Regions from separate parts of the Homo sapiens genome. Here region 1 is linked to region 2. The links are chromatin loops, found by intact Hi-C in ENCODE. Cell type or tissue: heart left ventricle. All regions are shown on one strand. Each heading gives the region's core, and the rest is flanking DNA. Links, peaks and the distances in the headings are about the cores only. Region 1 overlaps FOXP1 (forkhead box P1). Region 2 overlaps FOXP1 (forkhead box P1).

Evidence for each region. Peaks named below come from ENCODE experiments on the same cell type or tissue, not always from the same donor. Only the 100,000 strongest peaks of a DNase experiment are listed, where the experiment ranks them.
Region 1: it touches region 2 in a loop (2.2-fold over the local background); 2 of 110 quality-filtered maps call a loop at or near these places.

The regions. Positions count from the first base shown.
Region 1 is chr3:71,563,681-71,566,492 of GRCh38, reverse strand. All of the region lies in intron 2 of FOXP1 (forkhead box P1), which reads left to right. Among named protein-coding and RNA genes, the nearest start is that of FOXP1, 19 kb to the left of the region's middle. In heart left ventricle, for the core only: no CTCF peak of the experiment used is centred there; no DNase peak of the experiment used is centred there.
Region 2 is chr3:71,422,220-71,425,031 of GRCh38, reverse strand. The region is part of intron 3 of FOXP1 (forkhead box P1); the gene reads left to right. Among named protein-coding and RNA genes, the nearest start is that of MIR1284, 120 kb to the left of the region's middle. In heart left ventricle, for the core only: a CTCF peak has its summit at 1,478 (motif pointing right); a DNase peak (open chromatin) is centred at 1,331; H3K27ac peaks cover 673 bases.

The DNA of each region.
Region 1 (2,812 bases), core at 149-2,648, 140 kb before region 2:
TAGTTGGGTCAAACATTAGACTACACAAGGGTTTTATAGTCAGGTTTGGGATTTGAATGTGTTTACGTAGTCTGTCTGTATTATTTTTCCCTGGCAAGGTGTCTGGTGTTGAGTTCCTTGGGGAACGAGAATGTGGCTCAGGACAGCTCACCATTTGCAAACCAGTTATTAACTTGTAATCCACTCACCGTTTTCAATGTCTCTATTTCCCCACCTCTGTCAGGGCAGTTGGAGAATAAACTGGCTGTGCTGCTTTGCAGGTTGGGAAGAGGGACCTCACATTTGCCAACTGTCACTCCCTACCGTGATCATAACCCCCGTGAGACGCACATTCAGCCACATCTGTGCTGAGTGCATGAGGAGCGGCTCGGGCAGAATCTTTAACTGCTGTCATGGTGGTCAGTGAGAGATGTGGATGTTCATATACCTGTGCGCTTTTGGGAGATTATACACAATAGAGTGGAGAATTGGTTGTTTCCTTGGCCATTGTGGAAGTAACACATGGATCTGTGTTCATTTATTGACTGATTCACTCGTTGATTTATTTATATCTCATTTGTTCACCTCTTCTCTCATGTACTCCTTTATCGACCCCAAATGACTTCTGGGGCAGAAAGTATTGCTCTGTGATCACCCAGCGTTACCCCCTACCTTATTTTTGGACATCCTCAGTTGGGCATTCTAATACAAACATCATTTAAACATCCAAACCCAACATCATTATGCGTAGAGATCTTTGTCAACAAGCTTATGAGATTCATCTGCTTCAACCTTTTATTTACTAAATAGATGGCCGCCCAGGATCAAATGGGCCATCTTTATGCATAGTTACCATTTCTGCAACAAATACGGCTTTTAGTTACATTTTGACTACCGAAAATATACTAGGTACTATACCAAGTATAAGCTGCCGCTTTTTCTTTCTAGCCTGAGCACTTAATTAAGACCTGACAGATTGATTTTTCCATTAGGCCAGAAGGCAGGTGTCGTCTTGAGTAATTCTTGATTTGAATTTCTTATTAAGAGTCTGTTTAGCTCCCCCCCCATCACTGCCACCAAATATGTGTATTTAGCAGAGACTCTCTCTTACCCAACGAGTTTTACACAACGAATTGGTAACAACCAAAATAAAATATCCTAACAATAAAGTACTGTTTCAAAGGTACCAATAAGGAATGTTGCCTTCCTGCTGCAGTGTGCCTGGTATCCCTATAGAAGGCCTGCCCGTGGGTTAATGTGGTCTGGTAGTCTGAAGCCCGTGAAGCCATCATTTCTCATCCTTTTTTTAACCCCTAACACTCCACTATGGACAAATTGACAGAAGACATTGGTATCTGTATAGCCCCTAACTCCTCAGTGGATGATTTGACTTCTTTCATTTTTCTTTTTTCTTTGAGACAAAGTCTTGCTCTGTCGCCCAGGCTGGAGTGCAGTGGTGCGATCTCGGCTCCCTGCAACCTCGCCTCCCGGGTTCAAGAGATTCTCCTGCCTCTGAGACTACAGGCGTGTACCACCACGCCCTGCTAATTTTTGTATTTTTAATAGAGACGGAATTTCAGCATGTTGGCCTGGCTGGTCTTGAACTCCTGACCTCAGGTGATCCACCCACCTCAGCCTCCCAAAGTGCTGAGATTACAGGCCTGAGCCACTGCCTGTAATGATTTGATTTATTTTCTTTCTCTTTTCAATTTCCATCCTCCAAAAATGTTATGGAAATAACTTCCCCAAAATGATTGTCTGCCCGTCCACTGAAATATAAATTCCCACTTACAAATAATTTTTAAGAAAACTCTGTAATTGACATTTAACTCCAGGGATAAAGAGTGTTGCTAATCTCAGCCTGCATCACTGGCCAAGGGTGTAACCAAATCCTCATCCAATGTGGTCATGTGTGTCAGTCACACTGCAACGTGGTAGTTACGGGCAGCGACTCAAGGTCGGCCAACCAGAGACTTTTAACACTTGTTGGGTGACTCAAAGCTTATTAACCTTTCTGATTTACCTTGATCTTCCATAAATGTGTGTGTATGTTTGTGTGGGTTTAAAAGGACAGAATAAAGAACTTACCTCATCAATTTGTTCGGTGGATTAAATGAGATAATCCATGTGGAATGTGACACAGGGTGCCTGGCAAATACAGGAGCTTTATATATGTTAGCTTTTCTGATTATTACTATTGTATCGTTATTGGTTAAAAGTCACATTAAATAGCCAAGGCAGATAACGGATGAGAACTTTGCAAAGATTACGAAAAAACTGAAGGAAGCCTACCTTGTATATGTGGCATGAGCTTTGGAACATCAGGTTAATTACCTTATTGCTGTGTTTTGGGGTTTGTGTTGACTTGCTTTGGTTTTTGTCTGTTTGCTTTTGAATAAGGTCCTAAAATACGGTTTTGCTGGGTTTTTTATTTGCTTCTGAAATTAGTGCAGGTGCAAGTAACAGGAAGTGAAACCTTAAGTGGCCTGAGGGAACCTCATTCAAATGGTGCCAAGCAGGTATAATATACAAGCATTATCACCTTACTGATAATCTGGCATACTGTGGGTATTCACACGTGCCATTCAGATTTCAGAGATGAAGTCATACGGCAGTTTGGCACCAGCTTGCCCAGCTCCTTAGGAAAGGTGAGAGAGAGGAAAGCCCTCATTTTTTGAGACAGTGTTGAAAACACGGTTTTACTTGTCGAGTGGCACAGGATTGCAGTTGTCATTTGGTCACATTGTCTTTGACGTTCCACCTTGGGTGCAAGGAAAATATCTTTAATAAGTGAATTCACACCCTGTTTATAGAGTTACAAAGTCTCCTCTGG
Region 2 (2,812 bases), core at 233-2,732:
ATGAATACAAATTCAAGATAGTGCTTTTTTTCTTTTTCTGAGTAAACACTGAGAGTATGGCAACTGCCATACACATTTCCCTCTTCCTAGAAAAAGCTTTCCCTGTTCTTGATCACTCCTTACCTCTTACAGTTGGCTTGTGACTTCCTCCCACCCCAGGCTGGACGTTGTTTCATGAAAGTGTTTGGCTTCTCCAATGGGAACATTGGATTCTTGAAGGCCAGGGCTGTGTCCTCCACTTTTGCTGACAGAAGCCAGCCCAGCATAGGCAGCAGTTGCTGGATGAATTCTGAGGACCACTTCTTCAGCTCGGCAGTGACACCAACCTTGTTTTGGTGGTTTTCCTATGATGGCTTGGAAATTAGTGGCAAAATTGGAGTGCGGATTTTTGTGGGTTTTTAAAAACCTTCTGACAGTTTTGGGTTTGATTAATACACCTCTGGAAGTTAGCTGCATTTTATGATTCTTAGGCATGGTGGTCCCCAGTGTTCTTACAGAACCACCTAATTTCCATGGTGTGGTGTGGTGGAAATATCACAAATTTAGAGTCAGGAGAACCAGACATGGAATCCTCTTTACCTGGCTGTGGGCACTGGGCAAAGCACTTGTTTCCTCATTGGTAACATTGCAAGGTTATGGTGGGGATTACAAATGAGATAGGGAAGGCGCCCTACCCAGTGCTTGCAACATCGCCAGAGCTTGCAAAAGATGGACATTATCCTAATTATGACTTGAAAGCCCAAATTGGGATTTATGATCTTCCCTGTTTGACTGCAGAGGAGGTGATGCCTCTGTTTGCCTGGTCGCCAAAATCATTGTCCCTTCCTTCTTGCTGCTGGTGAGACTATGGTTAAAGGACCATCCTTCAGCGCAGTTCTTTGTTACTTATTGAAAAAGGTTGGCATTCTGGCAGAAATGTTAGCATTAGAAATGTTTCTAAGCCAGGCCTGACAGCTTGGGCCTATAATCCAGCGACTTGGGAGGCTGAGGCGGGAAGACCACTTGAAGCCAAGAATTCCAGATAAACCTGGGCAGCATAAGGAGACCTTGTCTCTAAAAAATAAATATGTACATAAAATAAGTAAGAAATAAAAATAGAAATATATTTCTGCTGGTGCATCTTTATGGACTTGCGGGTATATTTAGGGCCATTCATGAAATCATGTGACCTAAGACAAGCTGATTAAATACAACTGAAGATGTCTCAGGCTCAGCTAGATCACACATAGAATGGGCGGGGCGGCGGGGGAGCATAATAGCACTTCCCTGCCAGGGTTGCTGAAGGGCTCAGTGAGGTGGGAGATACAGTGTGCCTGGGATGCAGATAACGTGACTGAGAAATCCACACAGGCCAGCCTGGGAGGCCCCTGTGTTGGCCCCATGGCCAGCTACCTCTCTAATTCTGGTTCTATGGCCTATGATTCTTTGTCAGGTCTGCTTTGTACCCCTGGTAGAACCATGTCTGAGCATGCCAGCCAGCAGGGGGATGCTCTTTGTGTGAGGAGAAGCTGGTCTAATCCCGGATATCCTATAAAGTTGAGCAGTTTGCGAGGGGAGACAGAGGACACGCCTTTAGGACTAATGTGTTTTTCCTTGGCAGAAGTCCAAGGTGAACCTCTGTCTTTGCCAAAGGAACACCGCTTCAGGGCCTGTGACTAGGATGTTCTGAGTGGCTGGGTTGGTCTTGGGAGTGGGAGCCTGGAGCCTTCTCACTTTGGATGCACGCTTGGTCTTGCTCTGCGATGCGCTTGGCAAGTTGCCACAATTCTTATGTCTCTCTCTGCTTCCTCATCTGTGAAATGGGCTTAATAGCACCTAGGGAAGGAAGAACTTGTAGGTGCTGTGTGGATTCATAAATTCACCCTCAGTGAGAGCTTTGAAGATGTGAAATTGTCTCTGGGGACTTGGAGGTGTTCTAAACCTGTTGAACCAGAGACATTGGCATCTTACTGGGTTGCCTGTAGCAGCTGGAGAGTTGGAGGCCTCAGATATTGGGCTGGGTGTTGGGCTTCAGGCAGCTCTTTCCTGGCTCCTGAATGAGTTTTAGTTTTCTCCAAGGAAATCTTGACTTGTCTTAGCTTACACATGGGGGTTTGTATTGGAGTTTTGGTTTGTGTTTTCTCCATATGAAAGAAGGGGTGTGTGAGTGTGTGTGTGTGTGCGCGCTTGTGTGTGTGTGTACCCAGAAATGGTAGGTAACTCTTACTGAGATGAAAGAATTTCAAGGCTTACACAGCCAAGAGAGAGGGCATTCACCCCTTTTTTTCTTCCATTGGTTAAGTTTGTCCCCTAGATCCTTCTCTGAAGTGTGGGAGCTGTACAGCACTACCAGTGAGTTCCTTCTCTGTTTAATTGGAAGGACTTGTTGCAGCTTGGGCGATTATTCTTTTTGGCTTTCTTTTCGATTATTTCCCCACACTTCAGATTCATTTGAAACAAGTTTTCAGCCTTGTTCAGGTGGAAACCTGTTTTCAGTTGTGGGCTCTCCTGACCTCACTGGAAGGGTGAGAAGAGAGGTGAGGACGTGGGGGAGGGACCCCATGCCCTCACTGCTCAAAGTGTGGTCCTCAAACGAGCAGCCGCGGCATCACCTGAGTTCTTATTAGAAATGCAGGGTCTCAGGCCCCACCCCAGACCGACTGAATCAGTCTTTTGCCAAGATGGCCAGGTGATTCACGTGCATTTAGGTTTAAGGAGCACTAGAACATTTTGGATTGTATGTAGTTTTTCTAATAGGAGTGAAAAGGGGGAGGGTTGTTGGTTGAGAAGTTCGTGTTTATGCTGATGCTGTTGCATGCTTCTCTCTTCTGAA